Regions from separate parts of the Homo sapiens genome. Here region 2 is linked to region 1. Evidence: chromatin loops called from intact Hi-C (ENCODE). Cell type or tissue: PC-3. All regions are shown on one strand. Each heading gives the region's core, and the rest is flanking DNA. Links, peaks and the distances in the headings are about the cores only. Region 1 overlaps MRPS23 (mitochondrial ribosomal protein S23). Region 2 has its middle 30 kb from the start of DYNLL2.

Region 1 (11,806 bases), core at 2,198-10,197:
ACCTGTAATCCCAGCACTTTGGGAGGTCAGGAAGGAGGATCGCTTGACCCCAGGAGTTCAAGACCAGGCTGGGCAACAAAGAAAGACCCCATCTGTACAAAAAAATTGAAAAATGAGACAGGGTCTCATACACCTGTAGTCCCAGCTATTCAGGAGGCTGAGGCAGGAGGATCGCTTGAGCCTGGGAAGTAGAGGCTACCGTGAGCTTTGATCATGCCACTGCACTCCAGCCTGGGTGACATAGCGAGACCCTGTTTCCAAAAGAAAAAATTAAAAATAATTAAATTTTAAAAAAGAAGCAGCTGCTCTATAAAGGGAACTGTCTTTATTGCCAGCTTCTGGGACATTTCCAGAGAGAACAGACCTTCATGAGCAAGAGGGAAGCAGGCCGACTTGACCACAGTAGCCTGGGGACTGACACAGCCTTAACTCTGGGAAGGACCCTCCTTCAGATTCCTGCTCAGGGGCCTGGGACCCATAGCTGCAGACAAGCCATAAAGATATCCTACAGTCCTGGGATCTGAAAGCATTCACCCTCTGTTTAGTTCTTCTCATGATCACTCAGACTTCTTGGACCCTGAGTCCATCCAGCTGTCTGTTGAAACCATTGGCTCTTACCTTCATCTTACAAAGGCGGGAGCCAGCTAGGCACCGTGGCTCACACCTGTACTCCAGCACTTTGGGAGGCCGAGGCGGGCGGATCACCTGAGGATGGGAGTTAGAGACCAGCCTGACCAACATGGAGAAACCCTGTCTCTGCTAAATATACAAAATTAGCCGGGCCTGGTGGCACATGCCTGTAATCCCAGATGCTCAAGAGGCTGAGGCAGGAGAATCGCTTGAACCCAAGAGGCGGAGGTTTCGATGAGCAGGGATCCCGCCGTTGCACTCCAGCCTGGGCAACAAGAGTGAAACTCTGTCTCAAAAAAAAAAAAAAAAAAAGCAAGCTGATTATTTAGAGATGTAAAGGTACCCACCAGACGCACTAAAAACAGAAATGGTTAAAACTAGTTGGCCCCAAGAACAGGCCTGGGGTCGGAGGGGTGGAGAGCCTGTTCAGAAAATTGTGGGGAAATTTGAAAATGGACTGAGTACGAGGAAATCTTCAAAAACTGGCTGTTAAATGCCATGTTGTTGGGTTTGATAATGGTATTGTATTGATATAAGAAAGGGTCTTATTTTCCAGAGAAGCAGGCTGAAGCCTTGGGTGAGAGAGGTTTTGTGGGAACTTGCTTTAAAATGCCTCAGAAAAGCTGGAAGCTGTCGCTCATGCCTGTAATCCCAGCACTTTGGGAGGCCAAAGTGGAGGGATTGCTTAAGCCCAGGAGTTCGAGACCGGCCTGAACAACATGGTGAGATCCTGTCTCTACAAAAACTCAGAAAATGAGGCGGGCAGATCCCTTGAGCCCAGGAGGTTGAGGCTGCAATGAGCCATGATTGCACCACTTGCCCTCCCACCTGAGTGACAGAGCAAAACCCTGCCTCAAAAAAACAAACAAAAAACAAAACAAAAAAAAACACTTCAGAAAAAATATAGATGAGCAAAAACAGCAAAATATTAATAATGGTTTAGTCTACATGATAAACATATGGAGGATCTTTATATGATTCTTTTTTTTTTTTTTTTTTTTTGAGATGGAGTCTTGCTCTGTCGCCCAGGCTGGAGTGCAGAGGCGCGATCTCGGCTCACTGCAACCTCCACCTCCCAGGTTCAAGCAATTCTCCTGTCTCAGCCTCCCGAGTAGCTGGGATTACAGGTGCACGCTGCCATGGCTGGCTAACTTTTTGTATTTTAGTAGAGACAGGGTTTCACCATATTGCCCAGGCTGGTTTCCAACTCCTGAGCTCAGGCAGTCCACCTGCCTCGGCCTCCCAAAATGCTGGGATTACAGGCATGAGCCACTACACCCAGCCAATTCTCTCTACTTTTATGAATGCTTCCATAATCAAATTTAAAATGTGGGTTTGTTTTGTTTTGTTTTGTTGTGTTTGAGACAGGGTCTCGCTCTGTCAGTCAGCCTGGGGTGCGGTGGCATGATCATAAATCGAGGTTTCAGTGAAACCTCGAACTCCTGGGCTCAGGGGATCCTCCCACTTCAGCCTCTGGAGTAGCTGGGACTACAGGCACACACTACCACGCATACCTGGCTAATTTTTAAAAAATTTTTTGTAGAGATGGGGGTCTCACTATAATGCCCAGGCTAGTTCCGAACACCTGGCCTCAAGTGATCTGCCTACCTTGGTATCCCTAAGTGTTGGGATTACAGGCATGAGCCACTGTGCCCAGCCTGAAAAGATTTTAAAGAAGTATTTAATAAATCTTGGAAGATGCTGATTCTGCTCTTCTTGGAGCTCCGCTTGGACCCATGGACCCAAAGAACAGGACTTCAGGGATCTTGTAGCTCAACCCCCTCATCTTACAAATGGCTAAAAAGGTTTGAAGACTTACCAAAGTCATACAGCCAACAAATGGATGAGCTGGGGCCAGGCTGGGGTCTCCAGGAGCCTTACCCAGTGTCCTATCTACTGTCTCATGTCTGCCTCATTTTTGGACAAAAGGAGCTATTTTTAAATGTCAATAAAGAACCGGGGTACACTCAGTTCTTTTTTTCTTAAGGCAGACATTGCCTATGGGTCGATGGGTTCTCATCGTAAAAAACCCCTGACTATACCCGGAAAGTTTTATTCTCTTCAACATAAAATTAAAGTATATTCAAGTCCTTTAGATCTTACAGCCACTCCTTTGGGGGTTGGCAAAGCATGTGTCAGTCGAGCAATAAACATCTGTCATCTAGAGCTCATTAATATTAATTACAAGTGGCCAGTGGCTCAGGGGACCTCAGTCCTGCAGATGAGATTTTCCTAAATTTGACCTTCTTAGACTTACAGGTGTTTAAACTGGTTCTTTTAAGAAGCCAGTCTATGGCCAGGCGCAGTGGCTTATGCCTGTAATCCCAGCACTTTTGGAGGCCGAGGACGGTGGATCACTTGAGGTCAGGAGTTCGAGACCAGCCTGGCCAACATGGTGAAACCCCGTCTCTACTAAAAATACAAAAATTATCTGGGTGTGGTGGCACATGCCTGTAGTCCCAGCTACTCAGGAGGCTGAGGCAGGAGAATCACTTGAACCCAGGAGGCGGAGGTTGCAGTGAGCCAAAATCACGCCACTGCACTCCAGCCTGGGCTACAGAGCAAGACTCCATCTCAAAAAAAAAAAAAAAAGGCCGAGGGCAGTGGCTCATGCCTGTAATCCCAGCACTTTGGGAGACCGAGGCTGGCGGATCACCTGAGGTCTGGAGTTCAAGACCAGCCTGACCAACATGGTGAAACCCCATCTCTACTAAAAATACAAAAATTAGCCAGGCGTGGTGGCAGGCACCTGTAATCCCAACTACTGGGGAGGCTGAGACTAGAGAATCACTTGAACCCAGGAGGCGGAGTTTGCAGTGACTGGAGATCGTGCCAGTATACTCCAGGCTGGGTGACAAGATCGAAACTCCGTCTCAAAAATAAATAAATAAAAATTTAAATAAAAAAAAAAAGCCAGTCTAGGCCCATTTCAACAATCAAAAGGGAAGAAATAAACACTCCCAAGTATCAGAGGTTAGGTTGCCCAATAAGCCAGGAGGGGCCTGGCCAGAATGCTACAGGACTGTGGGACATTCTGGTGCCTTCTGTCTGCCTGGAGCTTGGGTTGCCAGATCCTCCTCCTTAGCTGGCCCATCTCCCACAGCCCTTTTCTCTTCTCTCACATAGGAAAGTTGGGGATGGGGCAAAGCTACCAAAGACAAGCTTTACCTTCTCATATTTAAATTGGAATTTTTCTGGGATTAAGCCCACTACCTCTTGTTCTAACCTTGGGGGCCCTTGGAGGGTGGGTAGGCAGAGAAACCAGATGTGGCTCAGGCACACTCACTGAGGTGACCTGGATCCCGGGCACTGAGCCTTCCCTTTTCCCATCTGAAAATGGAGCCCCTGCCCATGCTATGGGAGTCAGCCTGTGGCTGCTGGCAGTAGTGGCAAAGCCACCCCCTTGTCCCTGATGTCACACTCAAGGGGGCTGGAAGCCTTGAGGAGCCAGCCAAGTGACATCTATACCAGCCTGGTTCTCAGCGGGAAGCCAGATCCGAGAAGGCAATGGGCTCCGGGAGGGCAGAGGAGGTCACCTGAGCTGCAGAGAAGGGGCAGGGCCATTTCGCCCCACTGGGCGGGAGCCAGCAGGAGCTGATGATAAAGCTCAGGACCTCCTCGTATGCACTGAATATTCCAGAAATAACCCTGAGCACGCCTAGGGTTTCCACTGAGCACCTGGGAAAGGAGAGGCTTTGAAGAACAATCCTGCATTTCCTGCAGAATTTTCTAGGAGGCAGAGACTAGAAAGCTGAACTTTTCCACTAGTTGTCCCTCATCCTGCCACACTCCCTCTCCGGAGGCCATCGTCTTGGAATCTACACTGCTTCCAGGTTGAAGGCCAGTAGCATCACCACCAGCCCCACAGCCATGTTCTTCTTTCCTGCATCTTTATTTCGCGTAACAGTAGAAGGCTTGAGAGTTTACAAAGTTCTGCATAGCCAGCATCTTATTCGGGTTTTGCACCCCAAAACATACTTGGTGCTAATATTATTTTCCCCGTGTCAAAAACAGGGAAATCATTCATTTGTTCACTTGACAAATATACTTCCAAAAATCTATTAGGTTCCAGATTCTCTCCTGGGGCTGGATGTGGCTCAAAATGGTCAAGTGATTTCTCTAAAGCCATGGCCACAAAGGAGTGCCAGCGTCAGGATTTGAATCCAGTCCTTTTGACTGAGACTTAGAGAGGAAAGAGGTCAGAGCCCTTCCCCTGTAACCCACCTGGGTGGCACCCTTAGCTCTGTGCTCCTCTGGCCTCACATCCCAGGTAATTCAAGGCAGAGGGGCCCACCATACACTGGCAGACCACCAGGGTAAAATAAAGTGGGAGGGTAGGAAGGTCAAGGATAGATCTTTCTGGTCCTCTAGGCCTCATCCTCACCCTGCCCACCATTTCTGCCCTGGCACCCACTGCCTCCCCATGCCCTTCATAGGGAGAAGCTCCAGAAAGAGTTTCAGAAACTCCTAATTGCTGACTAGCCCCAGGTCCCCAAAACAATGGCTCTGATGTTGGAACTATTTTCCCTGGCCGGGCCTCTAGGTAGTGACCCTCTGGCTTTCCTCCATAATCTGGGGCAAAGAGGGTGGAGAAAGAAAGCAGAAAAGTGTGCTGAAAGGAAGGCAGTTGGGGGGAGTGTAGAGGGGCAGCAAGGAGGCAGAAAAGGGCCGGGCATGGTGGCTCATGCCTATAATCCCAGCACTTTGGGAGGCCAAGGCGGGAGAGTCGCTTGAGGCCAGGAATTTGAGACCAGCCTGAGCGACATAGCATAGAGACCCTATCTCTACAAAAAAATTAAAAATAAAAAATTAGCTTGGCATAGTGGCATGCACCTGTAGCCCTAGCTACCTGGGAGGCTGAGGCAGGAGGACCACTTGAGCCCAGGAGGTTGAGACTGAAGTGAGCTATGATTGCACCACTGCACCCCAGCCTGAGTGACAGAGAGAGACTTTGTCCCTATTTTTAAAAAAAGGAAGCAGGAAAGAAGAAACAGAATGAGTGTCATTGAGTGTCATTTAAAATGTTGGTTTCTACACACACGCTTGCCCACAGGCATACACAATCCAAGAAGTTACTAAATAAATGCACATTTTCCAGTGAAACCTACCAGCATGGGATAAGTTCCAAAAGCGGATAGTTCCCAAGATGTTCTCTAGTTTCCTCCTTTGTTGTTGTTGTTGTAGTTGTTTTTTAATTTGATTCATTTACTTGGTGCTAGAAGTTTGGAAGGAGATAAAGGACAGAGTAACTACTGGGGGTGGGGGATAGAGAAAGCTGTGTTTAGACGAGTGGCTGGTGAAAGAGGACACAATACCGTTTCTTCTCAATGTTAATCTAGCGCATGTTAATTCCTCCCCACCCAGTGGGAATCGACAGTGGCTGAAAGCCTTCTAGGCACTGACAGCAAAGACGGAGTACTCGCCAAGAACTTTGTTCACGTTCTCATTCAGTCCTCACAGCAACTTAGTGAGGTAGACGTTGTTACCCTTGTTTTACAGATAAGGAAATTGAGGTTCAGACGGTTCACTAACTCCCCTAATGTCACCAGACAAAGCAACAGATCAGGGTTTCAAACCCAGGTCTGTTCTCCAAGGCCTGGGTTTTTTCCGCTGCTCTGCCTCCCTGCCTGCACTGTTCTCTCTCCCGCTGTCCTCCACAGCAAATTCGCAGATGTGTCATTGACTGGAGAAGGTTAGGAAACACTGCTCTGGGCAGAGTCTCCAGGGGCTCAGCGCAGTAAGCTCCTTCCTCTCCAGCTCCTATTATGGTGCAAACAGTGCCGCTTCCCCGGCAGGCCTTTGTCATTTGTCCCGTGGCCTGTCCCCTCCCATCTCTACCCCATCCCAGTAGCACCCCAGGACCTCAGCTTCCTAAATTTCAGCCACAACATTATTTTTACAAGGACACTCTTCAACCTTGAAAGGCAAGGTACCCCGAGGCAAGGAAACGAAATGACTGTAGTTGAACAGCATGAGAGTCCAGCGCCATCTAGTGGTGCTGAAACCGACAAGTCCCTGGCGGTGACATTTTCAAATAATCAATATCTCATTATTAACCATAATCACAACCTGATGTTTACTTTTGGAGAAATGTTCAGCAGCAAGGGATGCACATGCACTTTTCTGCATGTTTCAGAGGCCTGCGATCCTAAATGCCACAATGACTATTAAACAGTGTCCTGCCCATGAGCAAACAGGAGAGATTGATTGTATATCTTTTTCATCTAAGCTGCTCACCAAAAACAAAGCTCAGTTGAAGCCAGTGACCTTTCACTAACTGCTGGAAGGAAAATGCTTGATAAATAATAAATAGACCACTACTGGATCTTGCTTAGAACTATCTTTTAATTAAAAGAACTGAGGAGCTAGAAGGTCCGGTGACTGACATTTATTTCAGTTGCAGTCCAGGAAAAGCATTCATTGAGGGTAAAATGATACTTGAAATGTATTTTCGTTGTCAGCTAGTATTCCCCAAAAACCCTGTCTGTAATCTGCATGGATGGAGGGTGGTGGTGGTGGCTGGCAGTAGCAACATTTTGTAGGGAACATAACACTTAACTTCCTGCCTTCTCTGCCTTCCCCTAGCAACCTTTTCTTTTTCGTGCTGCAGCAATAAACACTTGTCTGGTTCAGCATCACCACAGAAACTGCTTCAGTGCCGGGCTCATCCAATCAGAGACCCGCCTGCCACATTGAGCGCTACCCTAGGAGTGACAGGAAAGCCATTTCCCGTCTTTTCCACAGGAGGGCAGGTGCCCTTCCTCTGCCAGCCAAGGTGACCTCGACCAAGTTGCTCACTGAACCTGCTCAGCCATCCCTCATCTCACCCAGCACGGTCAAAGGCTCAGAACGCATGACTAACTTAGCCCGAGTCAGGCTCCCACCTTTTGGCTATTCTAGAATTGAGCTCAGAACATAGAGACCAGGAAGTCTCAGCCTTCCCCATCCCCTCCTCCACTCACCTTTGCTTGCTCCTAGCTCCAGTCTTCTGGCTGAGGCCGTGCCAGCTTGCGTTGACTACCAGCACCACATCATGTTCTCTGCCCTAACTCCCATGTACTCAGGAAAACTGCCAGCCCATTCTGAGTCAGGCTTGGTCACAAATGAAAGCTGAGGATGGATGAGGCCCAACTCCGGGTGCCACGTCTGGATTCCCCGGAGCAGAGGCAGGCACCAGTGCCAGCCTCAGAGAAAATCTTACTGTCCCACTTGAGTGACTTTGTTTAAAAAAAGAAATCTGCTGAAGGTTTTTAAGTGGCACGCCATCATTTATTTACAGAGAAAGGTATCACTTTAACAAAATCAGGAGTCCTTCGGGGGCAGATTATTCTGTAATACCACTTTCATTATCAGAGAACTCTCGATACAAAGTGTTCTACAAAACTACAAGAAGAATCAGGCTAGCCTTTTAAGGACATCATCAAAAATCAGGCCTACCCAATAAAGGCAGAGGCAGAGCTCTATAAAATTTGGTGAATCCAGGACCACTTAAACAAGTCAGACATATAGATGATGGAAGACATGGGACGTGAATTTCTTTTGCTGGCTTTCTCATTCCTCCTATTCTATCACTTAAAGCATTTACCTGCCAGCCCCCAACATCCCAGATCTCTCCCCACTACCCTTGGAGAGCTCATTTCTTCTCCTGGCTCCAAATCTTGCCCCTGTAGACACCTATCCCTTATCTCTGTCTGCCACTTAGATATAGCACCATCACCTTCAACTTAGTAGGTTGAGAATTGAAGCTCTCTCCCAGGAGAGCACCAGTTCCACGTCACCAACTGGGTGTTAGTGATGCTGCTAAGTTTTCTAGTCACTCAGGTTTGTGACCTTGGACTTGCTGCCTCCTTTTTGGTCCCTCTGACATGTCTCCTCTTTCCTCCTTCCCTGCCCACTCCTCCATCCCATTCTTTACATCACTCCTAGGCAAACCTTTCTTTGACCTGACACTGCTTTCACTACATTCTTTCTTTCCCTGCTCAAACTTTCCCATACCCAACTGGCTCCTCCATGTAGTTGTCAAGGCCACCATGATCTTATCTCATCCTACCAGTTCAAATGGGCTTTTCCACTACTGCTCAAAATAGTAATAAAACCACCAGCCACACATTACAAATGAGCTTTGCACTCATCTCAATTAATCCTCACAAAGCTAACTGGAAGCCAAAAAGGCAAACATTGTCCATATTTTACAGGCTGAAATACTGTGACAGGCACAGGGTCACATAGTAAAAACTGCCTGGAGTATCCAGATCTAGAACCCAAATCTTCATTACTTGTCTGGGGCAAACTTCACTGTAACCTGGATATATGCCTTCCTCGCCTTGGATTCAGCAAATCCGTAGGAGGGTCTGCTCCTGAAAGGCTGTTTAATGTTTCAATGGGTTAAAAGAATAAGAATTTCTGCCCTCCTTTATACTTTTTTTTTTTTTTTTTTTGAGACAGTGTCTCTCTTCTGTCGCCCAGGCTGGGGTGCTGTAGCATGATCTCAGCTCACTGTAACCTCCACCTCCTGGGTTCAAGCGATTCTCCTGCCTCAGCCTGCCGAGTAGTTGGGATTACAGGAGGCTGCCACCACATCCAGCTAACTTTTGTATTTTTAGTAGAGATGGGGTTTCATCATGTTGCCCAGGCTGGTCTCAAACTCCTGACTTCAAGTGATCTACCCATCTTGACTTCCCAAAGTGCTGGGATTACATGAGCCACCACGCCCACCCTATACTCTTAATAGGTAAATAATCATTACTACTTGAATGAAGGCCACAGTAAATGAGGCAGGAGTACAAACAGTAGGCCAGGTAGACCAACAGCAGTGAAGCACCTTATGAACACAATCTGTAGGGGGTTCAGTAAGGGACTTGATATTATGTATTTTCCGAGCACAGACAGCATTTGAAAACGGCACGGAAGGTTCAATTCCTACAGACCATGGTAGAAGGGAGGGTGTTCCTGCCCAAAGAAACCGCATGTACATGTCCATCCCACTGCCTTTCCAGGCTCTCATGCAGTATTCCTAGACAAATCCAGAACTGATTCCTTGCCCCTGAACCTCTACTGTACTTTTATATCAAAGTTTAAAAGGATTCCTGTTCATCTTGCTGTTTCACAAGTCACTCTTGTAGTCCCAACTCGATTTTAAGATTTTTTTTTTTTTTTTTTTGAGACAGGGTCTTGCTCTGTCGCCCAAGCTGGAGTGCAGTGGCACAATCTCGGCTCAACTGCAGCCTCTGCCTCCTGGGTTCCAGCGATTCTCCTGCCTCAGCCTCCCGGGTAGCTGGTATTACAGGCACACGCCCGCACGCCCAGCTAATTTTTTTGTATTTTTAGTAAAGATGGGGTTTCACTATGTTGGCCAGGCTGGTCTCGAACTCCTGACCTCAGGTGATCCGCCCACCTTGGCCTCCCAAAGTGCTGGGATTACAGGCGTGAGCCATGGAGCCCGGCCTGATTTTAAGCTCTTTAAAGCCAAGAATGCGGTCATGCTTCCATTCTCTCCAAAACGTGATGGGGATCTGATGACAGCTTTTGCCCAAACTGTGGAAATAGTTCTGAGTTTCCAAAGTAAGCTTCATATCTTTCACTATGTTTTGATCACTAAGACTTAACCTAAAGAAGTCAATGAGTGACAGCAGCTTTCTCCCCATCCAGATATTTGCTATACAGGGATGGTCTTTCCCTTCTGGTCCAGAGTCCCAGTCTGGTTTAACAAGATCAGAATGTGTAGGGGAACGCATTCTCATACATTGCTATGAGAGTATAGTTAAGCACAATTTCTATGGACGAAGATATCAAAACTCAAAATGATCTGCTCCTTGATCCAGCATCCCATAACTCTAGCAGCCCATTTGCAACACAGTAAAACAAAGAACATTTTCTTCAATCGGGCACTGATTAAATCACAGTGGATCTCTGAGACATAGTAACTAGAAAAGCAAGGTACAGAACAGTATGCATAGTGTCCTGTCCATGCCCAAAATATTTCTGGAAGAGCGCACAAGGAAATGGTGATAGTGATGGCCTCAGGGAAGGGGAAAAGGGTGGCTGGGGAACAGGGGTGGGAGACTAGCTTTTTACTGTTAAGTTTTGAACCATGTGCATGTATAATTTTTTTAAAGAATTATGCAACAAATAACTTCTTTAAAAGTCTTCAGCCCCAGTACGGTCGCTCAGGCCTGTAATCCCAGCACTTTGGGCGGCTGAGGCAGGAGGATCGCTTGAGGCCAGGAGTTTGAGACCAGGCCAGCCTGGGCAACATAGCAAGACTCCATCTCTACAAAAAAAAACAAACAAAAAAAATGTTAAAGAGCCAGGCGTGGTGGCACATGCCTATAGTCCTAGCTATTCGGGAAGTGAGCCAGGATGGCTTCAGCCCAGGAGTTAAGACTGCGGCAGGGTATGCACCACTGCACCCAGCCTGGGTAACACAGTGAGACCCCCATCTCCTAAAACAAAATTAAAAAAAAAAAAAATTAAGGCCAGGCATGGTGGCTAACACCCGTAATCCCAGCATTTTGGGAGGTTGAGATGGGTGGATCACTTGAGGCCAGCAGTTTGAGATCAGCCTGGGCAACATGGTTAAAAGCCCGTTTCTACTAAAAATACAAAAATTAGCCGGGCGTCATAGCATACACCTGTAATCCCAGCTACTTGGGAGGCTGAGGCAGAAGAACTGCTTGAACCTGGGAGGCGGAGGTTGCAGTGGGCCAAGATGGCTCCACTGTACTCCAGCCTGGGAAACAAAGTGATACTCCATCGCAAAAAAAAAAAAAAAAAAAAAAAAAAAATTAAAAATCTACAGAGGAGGAAAACAAACAAAAATAGCAAAAATGGGACATCAATCCAGACATGAAGGAAAAAAACATTTTTTAAATATTCATCATTGTGGCAAAAAAAACCTGCCCTTAAAAAACCAGAAACCTAAGGTTTAAAGAGATGAGTGACCCCTCAATTGTTCCTCTGAGAATAGACTGTGTCTTTCACCTGCTTTTTAAGTCCTCTTCCCAAGGTCTGGCCCGATGTTTGGTCTCAATGGTTGTGTAATGTCTCTGAATGGATGAAATTTACTTCCCTACGGAAAAGTAAAGCATTCTCCAAATGCAAGCAGTTGTGAAACAGTGATAAAGGTCGAGGGGGAAGCAGCATGGCTGAGAGCTGCTTTTGCCTAATGTATTCATTC
Region 2 (11,806 bases), core at 1,413-9,412, 280 kb after region 1:
ATTTACTTCAGCTTTTGTACCTCCAGAAAAGTGTTTCTTTCATCTTCCATTTTGCAAGATACATTTTCTGGGTGTAGAATCCTAGGTTGATAGTTGTTTTTTTTCTTTTAGTACTTTAAAGATACTGTTCCACTGTCTACATGCTTGCATTTTTCTGTCAAGAAGTCTGTTATCAATCTTATCCCTGTATGATACATCATGATGTAGTTTTCTTCATGTTGCTTGTGTTAAGGTTCCTTGAACTAAGAAAACTCGTGGTTGTATAGTTTCCATCAACTTTGGAAAATTTCCAGCCATTATTTTTTAAATATATGTTCTCTCTCTCCTTTCCTGTCCTTCAGGGACTCCAATTACATGTATTTAGATTGCTGAAAATTGTCCTCCATCTATCTTTACGTATCGTCTTTTTCAGTTTTTCCTTTCTCTGTATTTTATTTTGGATATTTTGTATTGTCTTCAAGTTCACTAATCTTTTTTTTTTTTGCAATGTCTAATCTGTTATTGATCACATTAAATGTATTTTTTTATCTTATGTATTGTAGTTTTTACCTATAGAAGTTAATATGGGTCTTATTTAAATCTTCCATGTCTCCACCTAATAGTCTCAATATTCCTTCTAACTTTTTGAATGTATGGACATGAATGTAAGGCATGTAGAAGATTGTTATAGCATTGTATATAATGTAGTAGTAAGCTTTGGAAAACAGCCTAAATGTACAACAATAGAGGAATGGCTAAATATGACAATCTATATTATAAAATAATAGGCAGAAAGCAAAGAGAATCAAGCAATACTGCATGTTCTGATATGTAAAGAGCTCCAAAATGTATTGCTAAGTGAAAAAAAGTTGCAGAACAAATAGATACAGAATTATTCTCATGTTAAAAAATACATAACATACATATACACACACAAAACAATATTATTTTCTATGAACACAATGGTAGATAGACCCTATGATGACTCCCAGTGATCCTTAATTTCTAGTATTCATCCTTTTATATTGTTCCCACTCATACTGATTAGGACAGACCTGTGTAATCAAAAGAATTGTTGCAGAATTGATGGTGTGTGACTTTCAAGGCTAGGTCACAAAAGACATTTTTGTTTCTGCTATGCTTTCTTGAGCCACTTGTGCTAGTGGAAGCCAGCTACCACATTGTGAGTGTACTCAAGCAGACCTAATAAGTCATATTTCTTAGTATTTTTAGTATGATTGTGTCTCACACAATATCTGGGATATACTAATACTAAAATGTATTTGTTATTTATCTGAAATGCAAATTTAGCTGCCTATTCCATATTTTTATTTGCTAAATATGGCAACCTTAGATGGAGAGAAACTGAGGTTTGCCAATGCCCAATGACTGTCTCTTTATCCATGTGAGTGGAATGTTTGGAAAGTCCCAGTCAAGCCATCAAATGATTGCAGCCCCTGCATTCTTTTTATTTATTTATTTAGTTAGTTATTTGAGATGGAGTCTTGCTCTGTCATCTAGGCTGGAGTGCAGTGGTGCAGTCTCAGCTCACTGCAACCTCTGCCTCTGGGGTTCAAGCAGTTCTTCTGCCTCAGCCTCCCGAGTAGCTGGGATTACAGGCGCGCACCATCACGTCCGGCTAATTTTTGTATTTTTAGTAGAGACGGGGTTTCACCATGTTGGCCAGGCTGGTCTCAAACTCCCGACTTCAGGTGATTCGCCCGCCTCAGCTTCCCAAAGTGCTGGGATTACAGGCGTGAGTCACTGTGCCTGGCCTATTATTTATTTCTTTGAGACAGGATCTCACTGTGTTGCCCAGGCCGGAGCATAGTGGCGTGATCATCGTTCACTGCAACCTCAAACTTCTGGGCCCAGGCAATCTTCCTGCCTCAGCCTCCTGAGTAGCTAGGACTACAGCTGTGCACTGCCATGCCCAAATAATTTTTAAATTTTTTTTATAGAGATGGGGTCCCACTATGTTGCCTAGGCTGGTCTCAAACTCCTGGCCTCAAGCAATCCTCCTGCCTTGGCCTCTCAAAATGCTGGGATTACAGGCATAAGCCACCATGCCTGGCTCCCTGCCAACATCTTGACTGCAACTTCATAAGACAGAACCACTCAGCTAAACCACTCTGGAATTCTTGACCCCCCCAGATATTGTGTGAAATAGTAAATATTTATCATTGTTTTAAGCCACTAAGTTTTGGAGTAATTTCTTATGCAGCAATAGATAACTAACACAGGTACGTATGCACTTAAATACATGCACAAAGAGAGATTTGGATAAACTTTAATCCTCTGGGAAGGGATTGACTTTAGGGGTTGGAGTTTAGGGCAACCTAATCTATCTATCTATCTATCTATCTATCTATCTATCTATCTATCTATCTATCTAGAGAATGTAATTATGAGGAAGGAAAAATACATGCTATCCAAATATTAACAATGTCTGTCAACTGATGTATGGATAAACAAGTGTGGTATTCCATACAATGGAGTATTGTTCAGCCACAAAAATGCTTACAATACAATACAGCATTTCATGCTTATAACTGTTCATGCTTATAACATAGATGATTGTTGAAAACATGGAAAGTGAAAGAGGCCAGAATAAAACACCACATAAAACCTGTGAGATAATAAATGTTTCTTGCTTTAAGCCACTACATTTTGGGGTAATTCGTTACATAGTGATATGTAACCAATACGGTGGGTTTGTAAATACTGGTGTGAATAAAGGAGTATAGAGAAATGTCTAGCACATAACAGGACACCATAATAAATGTTGGCTGGTATGAGTGGAAAAGATGTGTCCAGTCCCAGAGATTATCCCTTGTGGGAGACCCGGGACAAGGAGGAGAAGGGCACAAGGGTACGACCTCAGCACTCACGCCAGCTGGACAGAGCCGCCTCAGGTCACCCTCTGCCTGTTCTGGAGGAAGAGGACATGAAACACACAAACACTCCCTCACCCCTTAATCTACATCTTCTCCTCTTAGGGTACCATCACCTTGTCCATAGCATAGAGTTATGTAAATACTAGTTATACAATATGTAACTAGTATATAACTAGTAACTATTTATGTAGCCGATACATAGTAATTCAGTAGCTGATATTTCCAGTTGCCCGTCTTCTACAGGGAACCGTCTCTTTGCCTCAAAGCAAACAGCCCCCAGCCCTGCCTGCAGGGAAGGCCTGGGTATGAGAGAAGGGATTACCTTTCTCCTGCTCTGCTTCTGTGCTGGGAGTGAACCCCTTCCCTGTTCTCTAGGGAGAGGGCTTCTTCCCATTCAGAGGAAAACATGTCTGTGACTCCTGTCCCTTCCTCAAGGGAAGGAAATATGACCAGTGTGTCTCCAGTCTGTGTGCACAATCCTTTTAATGGGAAAAAATTCCCAAGGACTCCTGGTGTTGACCAGTCAATTTTGTTGTAATATTACTTAAGTATGTAACCATGTATAACTATATGCATATAGCTCTTATGTGACTATAAAACTCAAAGCAAATTTACAAACTAAATACAAACAGAATTGCAAAACCTGTAAAATTCAAATGAAAAAACACAAATGTATTTTTTTCTTTTTGTATCTAAGTCACACCTCCTGCCAGTAATGAGCACCTGTCAGCCAGAGCACAGGTTCTCCCTGGACATGCTGTGCTGGGGCATGCCAGGTGGGCCACTCACTTCTTCCCACAGTTTTCCTTGATTTGAACCCTTACAAATCTTCCCTTCTAACAACACATCTTGGGGTCATTTGGTTTCCACGTGGTGTGAGCACATCATTTAGGTATCAGGTCTATCTCTGTGTGTGTGTGTGTTTTCCCTCCTCATTAGCTCTGAATAATTAAAGTAGCCAAAGCCACAGGTAAATAAATACAAATGGGGCCACTGGAACTGGGAGGCAGCTCTTTGTTTTAAGATGGCCATAGACAGAGTATCAGTCTGCCACCCAGGCTGGAGTGCAGTGGCGTGATCTCGGCTCACTGCAACCTCTGCCTCCTGGATTCAAGCAAATTCTCCTGCCTCAGCCTCCTGAGTAGCTGGGATTACAGGCACCTGCCAACATGCCCGGCTACTTTTTGTATTTTTAGTAGAGACGGGGCTTCACCATGTTGGCCAGGCTGGTCTCGAACTCCTGATCTCAGGTGATTCGCCCACCTTGGCCTCCCAAAGTGCTGGGATTACAGGCGTGAGCCACCGTGCCCAGCCCAGAGTTCATTTTAAAAAATACAGCAAATGAAAACACCAAATAATTTATTTTAGTGATTCTTATACCCCCAAGAACACCTGAGTTAAAAATAAACTGGTATAGGAGAAAAGCAGTTGTCTCTGACGTGGTGGCCCTCACTTTCTGCTCTGTTCCTTAGCAGAGGATTAAAGGAAATGAAAGTGTGTCTATGAAAGTGCTTGCCAAACTATCAAGCACAATCAAAATGTAAACTCTTACGCTTAGAAGGAAGGGTACAAAGTAATTTGAAGTCACATTGTCACTTGGCCAGATCCCTTGTGGCAGCCTCAGTTTTCTCATCTGGAAAGTAGGAATAAAAACTATTACCTCGAGGACTAAGTGATGACATAGGCAAAAGCACTTTATGAATTTAGCAAATGTTTAGGGAGCTCCTCCCTTGGGCCAGGCACATGGCTTTTCTTCCTTTCTCTCTCTGGGCCTCATTTTTCATCTAGGAATTGCAGCGTTTGGGCTGAGGGCTCTCTTTGTTCCTGCCACTCTGACTTAGCCTTTAGGTTTCTGTCTGCAGTTATAATTCAATCAATCAATCAATGCAAACTTACTGATCATCAGTCAGGTGCCCTGTGCTGTGAAGGCCACAGAGAAGCAGAAATCAAATAAACATTTACCAGCTTTGTACTTTTATCATCTTGAAAATTAGAGTCCCTGGGGTTTTTGTTGTTGTTTACTTTTATTTTATTTTATTATTTTATTATTTATTTATTTTTGAGATGGAGCTCGCCCCGTCACCCAGGCTGGAGTGCAGTGGTGCAATCTCGGCTTGCTGCAACCTCCGACTCCCAGGTTCGAGTGATTCTCCTGCCTCAGTCTCCCGTGTAGCTGGGATTACAGGTGCCAGCCACCACACCCGGCTAATTTTTATATTTTTAGTAGAGACGAGATTTCGCCATATTGGCCAGGCTTGTCTCAAACTCCTGACTTCAGGTGATCTGCCTGCCTCGGCCTCCCAAAGTGCTAGGATTACAGGCGTGAGCCACTGCGCCTGGCCTATTTTTATTTTTTATTTTTATTTTTACTTTGAGACAGAGTCTTGCCCTGTCACCCAGGTGGGAGTGCAGTGGCGTGATCTCAGCTCACTGCAACCTCTGCCACCTGGGTTCAAGAAATTATCCTGCCTCAGCCTCCTGAGTAGCTGGGATTACAGGCGCACGCCACCACACCCGGCTAATTTTTGTATTTTTAATAGAGACGGGGTTTCACCATGTTTGTCAGGCTGGTCTCGAACTCATGACCTCAGGTGATCCAACCTGCCTTGGCCTCCCAAAGTGCTGGGATTGCAGGCGTGAGCCACTGTGTCTGGTTACCTATTTTTATTTTTAATGTTTTTTTTAATTGACAAGTAAATATTGTATGTATTTATGGTGTGCACCATGATGTTCTGACATATGTATACATTGGGGAAGGAGCCCTAGTCTTGAAAAGAAGTGTCGTAAAGCAGCTCGTGCCTGGCACTTTTCAGTAATGTTTAGTTTCGTCCCAGCAAAGTCCCAATTCATTTCATGGTACCTTTGGTTGTTTGTCACTACAGTGTAAAGTTCTGGAAAGAGCGATCCATATTGTAATCCCCTTTGTGTTCACACTGCCCAGCGCAACGTTTTGGGCACAGGTGCTCAACCATTAAGTTTTGAACGAATGTAGTTGAACTCTCATGGAGAAGCAGCACCATCTTCTGGCTGAAGTGGGTAATGCTGCACAGGGCCAGAGAGCGGCTCAATTAGAGGCTGGCAATCAGAGGCTGGCAATGGATGCGCGCGTGTGTGCGTGTGAGCGTGTGTACATGTGTATTCAAGTGGAGATGAATGCACTCTTTCCTCAACTTTGCCATCCTCTACTATCAGAGTTTTAGCCTGAGGATGGTTGAGGCATCCTGGCCTCTAGAGCGAGAAGTTTGCTTTAGGGAAAACCTAATCTGAATTCACCCGTCTGCAATGCGGCGAATCAGGCCCAGAGAAGTTAAGGCTGGCTCAGGGTCACCCTGCAAGGTGGTGGCAGGGCCAGGCTGGAGTCTTCACTCCTGACTCTTCATCCAGGACTCTCAGAATTCCAGGGACCACTTTCCTCCTGAATGCTGAAGTTTTTGCCTTCCTAAAGCCATAATCTTTGTAGTGGATGTAGAACTCGGGAAAAGTCATTTGGTTATTAATGGTTGCAGACAGGGAGCAAAGATGGCAAGTTGAAGGAAAAAGCATTTATTTATTGAACATGCTATGTGCCAGGTACTCTGTATGTACAGACTACCATTTGTACAATGGAGATAATAATAGCAGCTCTTTCAGAGCATTGTTGTAAATAAAGTAATATAAATGTAGTAATATATGTAAAATGCTTACATATACTTAAAGTTGCTGGAATATCACGAGCACTCATATGTTTTAGTTTCTACGTCAGTTAGCTTTTCTTGGATGCAATTATTTGGAAACAGTCTGATCCTTTTAGGTCTTGCTTTTGTTAGGGACCTCCAGAGGAGTGTTCTGTCTAGGACCAATTATTCCCCACTATTGAGGCATGGCCTTCCTGCATATTCTACTCAATTCCAGTCTAGCTGGAGGCAGCGGGCACTGTTTCTGGCTCTGTGTGAGTCCTGGGCACTGTTCTCTCCTCCTTTCAGAAGGACCTCGGGTGGTTTCATCACACGCACGAGCTGATGAGTACACTGCTGAATACTTGAGGGGCACCCTCTGCACATCTCTGAGGCTCTCTGTGCAGCTCTCTCCTCCCCAGTACTCTGTCCTAAGAACTCTGGCCACCTTGATCTCCTGGGACTCTGCTGTGTCTCCTCAACTCAGAAGCTCCCTGGCTCCACCTGGGTTCCCTTTGTCTGTACTGTGGCCTGGAAACATTTTTCTAGGCTGTGAGCTGGGGTTGTCGTGGAGTTCATGTGGTTTTCCCATCTCTCGCATCACCATCCTTTGTGATCCACCCAATGTCCAGATTCTTGCCTGGTTATTCTAGCTGTTTCATGCAGGAAGATAAATCAGGTTCCTGTTACTTCATCTTGGGCAAAGCCTAAGCCCATCAATTGATTTTACAGCTTTAAACAGCAGCCATCTATTTACTCACGATTGGCAGGTTGGTGATTTGGGCTGAGCAGTTCTGCTGGCCATGGCTGGGCTCACTCCTGGGCCTGCAGTCAGCCTCATGTCAGCGAGGTGGCTCTGTTTCCTGGGCATTTGCTGGCTGTTGACTGGAGTGAAGAAAGCAACTGGGCCATGTGTCTCTCCTCCTCCAGCAGGCTAGCCTGGGCTTGTGGGTTCCTAGAGCATAAGAGAGCAAGCCCCTGTGATGAGCACTTTTCACGTCTATTCTAGAATCACTTTTGCTATTGTCCCTTTGTCCAAAGACAATGATCCACCCAGATCCAAGGGGTTGAGAAATGGACTTCACCTCTTGATGGGAGGAACTAGGAGGTCCCACTGCAGGGGCATAGGTACAGGTAGGCAAGAATGCATAGCCATTTTTGCCATGCCTATCATAGCTATTCCTATTCCTTTGTAAGCCTCACAAGAAGCCAGGAGGTTGATCTTATTATCGACAATTTACGGAAGAGAAAACTGAGGCTCAGAGAGGTTGAGAGACTTGCATAAGATCTCACAGCTAGTAGGAAGCAAAGCCAGGATTTGGACCAGGGTCTGCCTGCCTCTGAGCCTGGTGTGGTGTGTGTGTGTGATTCTGTATTCAACACCATCAACTGTTTATCCTTGGCCCTGGTCCCTGATGTGAGGCACTCCCTGAAGCTGCCCATGCTCCAGATCCTTCCTGACACTCTCCCACTCCCAACCCCAAACAGAAGGCCATGGCCCTGGGCCCCTCCTGTCAGTGCCTGTGGGGCCTGTGGACACTGAAGGAGATGTCTGTGTGTCAGTGTCTCTGTGTAGGGGAGCTCACGGGGCTGATGACCTATGTCCCCAGCTAGCGTGTTCCTCAGTGGGTCGTGAGTTCCTTCCTCTCTATGCTCCTCTGTTACTCCTGCCTGGGCTGTTTCAAAAGCCTCCTCACCTCCCTGGCTTCCCTGTCCCCATCCCTCCCTCGGGTTGAAGCCAGGTGGGCCCTTGAGGGTCCACGCTTGATGGCAGTGCTCTTCCATCCTCGGTCCTTCAGTGGCTTCTGATTTTTTTCCTAGATAAACACTAAATTCATTTTCCCAGCACCCAGTCCTTCCACGATCTCACCCTAACCTACTTTTGTGCTTTATTTCTGAACACCCATGCTAATGTCCTCCGTTATTGAGTCAAGGGCACCATGGCTTTGTCCCCCTGGGCTGGCCCCTGGGTGGTCCTTCCCTCCATCTCCACACACCCACTCCTCCTGCCTCCTGCACCACCCACCTGCGCTCCAGGCTGTGTGTGATGTCTGATCATTTCATTCAGGCCCCAACTTCCTGAGAGGGCGGACTGTCTTATTTGTGTTTGACCAACTGAGAAAGCCCAGGCCTGGGAGGGGATTGGGAGGACTCTCTGGCTTTGTGTGGTACTCTCAGCCCAGTGAGAGGCACGGGAGCCTTCCTGGGACCTCCTGCTATTCTAGCCCAAGATTGGTGCTGCAACGAAGCAACTGGACCCCTGTGGCTGAATAGCACCCTGTGGACTCCGTAGATATGTCCACTGCTCCTCGTGACCTTGGGGGAGGGGAGAGAGTGCCCATAAAGGCTAAGTGTGTATGCACCAGTGGGGTAGCAGAGAAGTTGGGGCAGGCCATGAAGTGGTGTGGAGGGGCTCAGACCAGGGGCCAGTGAGGGGCACTGCTTTTGGTTGGGGTAGTCACCAATGCTGCTCACTGAACATTTCTTTTCCCCTCCAGGCACGCATTGAGGTAGGTGGACCACGCACTTACCTTGACTAATGGAATGTGGATGAGTGACGTCTGTCACATCTAGGTGGGAGCTGTAAGAACCCATGCTGAATTGCCACAACCCCTACCCACCAAGATGAATGAAGTCTCATTAACCTGGGTTCCCAAGGGATGAAGATAAGCAGATCCAACTGCCCTCCCATGCCCAACATGAGATTTGGGGTTCATTTGTTACAGTGACATAACGAACCCATCCTGAAGGTACACTTGAAGAGGGCAGGATTTCAGAAGTTGAAGGAAGTGGAGAGAAAGCCTTAGTGGATTTCCTGGCACATGTGTCGGCCTCAGAGAAGGCCTGGAGGGAAGGGGAGGGGTCTGGGAAGACAGAGACTACTTTTGGCTCTCTGCCTCTCTCCAGTTGACCCTAGTTCTTGGGATTTGGGGATGGTAACACTGATGTTTCCCCATAATGCAACCATGCTCCATCTCCCCAGACCTGGATTAGAATCTTGGCTTGGCCATGCACTGGCTTTAGCCTTGGGCAACTCACCTTAGCTCTGTTATGATTCAGGTTCCTTGTCTGTAAAAGGGATTGGAGAGCACCTATCTTGAGGATTTGAGGTAACACATATAAAACACTCTTCTTTTCATGTGGTGGACACTCACTAGCTGGCTGCTGATTTTTATTCTTTTTCTTCTCAATCTACTATTCCCAGTGGTGGGGTGGGGAGTGGGAGAGATGGACTACAGCCATCTGAGACCACCCTCCCCACTCACCTCACTTTGCTCAGCTGGCCTGAGCTATTGATGTTGCCAAGACAATGATGACATGTGGACCATCCCCAAAAGATGCTGTGGTCTGTGATCAGACCCTTTGGTCTGCCTGAGTGTGAGTGTGTGTGTACACACACACATGCATGCACAGGCAGCCAAAGTCAGAAAAAACAATGGCCTGAAATTAGCAAAAAAAAAAAAATTGTTTCTGGAAAAATTTGCACCAACTGCTTGGGAATCTGAAGATAAAGGCAGGCACAGGCCAAGTCAGAGATCAATGGGCCTAAAGCAAGTAATGGCAATGATGATGATGGTGATAGTGATGGTGATGGTGATAATGATGGTGATAATGGTGATAGTGATGGTGTCAGTGATGGTGATGATGGTGATGGTGACAGTGATGATGGTGATGATGGTGATGCTGCCGATGATGGTGATGCTGGTGATAGTGATGGTGATGATGGTGATAGTGACGGCGATGATGATAGTGATGACGGTGATGGTGACAGTGACAGTGATGGTGATGATGATGGTGGTGATGGTGATGTGACAGTGATGGTGATGATGATGGTGATGGTTACAGTGATGATGATGGTGAGGATGATGGTAACTACATTTGTTGAGCTCCAGCAGATGGATGTAATGGTTCAGAGCCGGTCTCTGATGTCAGCAAACCCTGGGTTTGAATCCTCTTCTGTTTCTCCAGGACTTGAGAGGCATATTGGTTAACCTCTCAGTTACTCTTTGGTAAATGTGGAAATAGTAGTCCTTACCTTTTAGGCTTGTGAAGATGAAACGAGATAACATGTGAATTCTCAGCTTGGAGCCCAGTATACAGCAGCACTCAGTATGTGGCGAATTTTGTTAGGACAATATTACTCTTGGGCTAGGTACTGTGCTGAGCACTTCACATACATCTCCCCAAAAGGCTGTCATGATAGTATTAGGATCCTCATTTTGCAGCTGAGGAAACAGAGAACAGAGCCTGCATAGCATCCCAAAGTCACTTAGCTTCTAAGTAAAAACCAGAATTTGAACCCTGGTTGATCTTACTCCAAAGCCTTAGCCTTAGGTATAAAGGCTTGTGGTAGGTTTTTCATGATAGCAAAATATTAAAAATATAATTACCACCAGTAGGGGATTGGTTAAACAAGTTACAGGACATCCTCACAATACACACAGTTGCAAACAAAGTATTTAGGAAGATTTTCAAGATATGTTAAGAGAAAGAACACAGTATAGAACAGTGTACAGTATATTACTATTTCTATAAAAGAGGGTGATTAATATATAAATGTATGTGTTTGTTTATATATGCACAGGACACACAAGAAACCAATGACATTAGTTGCCTATCAGGAAGGGAACTAGGTGGCAGGGTGACATGGATGGGAGGGATACTTTACTATGTACCTTTTTTTTTTTTAGATGAAGTTTCACTCTGTCACCCAAGCTGGAGTGCAGTGGCACGAACTTGGATCACTGCAACCTCCGCCTCCCAGATTCCAGTGATTCTCCTGCCTCAGCCTCCCGAGTAGCTGGGATTACAGCCGTGCACCACCACGCCCAGCTAATTTTTGTATTTTTAGTAGAGATGGGGTTTCACCATGTTGGCCAGGGTGGTCTCGAACTCCTGATCTTGTGATCCACCCACCTTGGCTTCCCAAAGTGCTGGGATTACAGGCACGAGCCACCATGCCTGGCTACTACCCTTTTATATTTTTGTGTGTGTGGAGATGTGTGTGTGTTTTTTGTGGTTCAGAGCTGATCTGTAAATTAATATGTAAATAATTAACGTGATTTCACTGACTTCATTTTTTATCACCCTCCCCCACTCTCAGTCCCTACAGCTTGGGTTCTTGTGTTCCTCAAACATTCATTCCAGCCCAGGGCCTTTAAACTTGATTTTCTCCATGAGACCCTCTTCCCCTGATCCTTGCCTTTCCTTCACCACATTCAAGTCTCTGCCCAGATGCCATCCTTCAGAAAGGCCTTTCCTGACCATGTGACCCGA

The links. Peaks named below come from ENCODE experiments on the same cell type or tissue, not always from the same donor. Only the 100,000 strongest peaks of a DNase experiment are listed, where the experiment ranks them.
Region 2: it touches region 1 in a loop (9-fold over the local background); 8 of 110 quality-filtered maps call a loop at or near these places.

What each region holds. Positions count from the first base shown.
Region 1 is chr17:57,826,904-57,838,709 of GRCh38, forward strand. MRPS23 (mitochondrial ribosomal protein S23) reads right to left here. Exons shown (of 5, transcript NM_016070.4): 5 at 7,878-11,806. Among named protein-coding and RNA genes, the nearest start is that of MRPS23, 17 kb to the right of the region's middle. RefSeq lists enhancers at 5,849-6,360, 6,361-6,871, 7,040-7,540. In PC-3, for the core only: CTCF peaks have their summits at 6,641 (motif pointing left), 6,855 and 7,398; DNase peaks (open chromatin) are centred at 6,598 and 7,688; H3K4me3 peaks cover 739 bases; H3K27ac peaks cover 899 bases.
Region 2 is chr17:58,107,324-58,119,129 of GRCh38, forward strand. No RefSeq gene overlaps it. Among named protein-coding and RNA genes, the nearest start is that of DYNLL2, 30 kb to the left of the region's middle. In PC-3, for the core only: CTCF peaks have their summits at 5,900 (motif pointing left) and 6,101; a DNase peak (open chromatin) is centred at 5,888.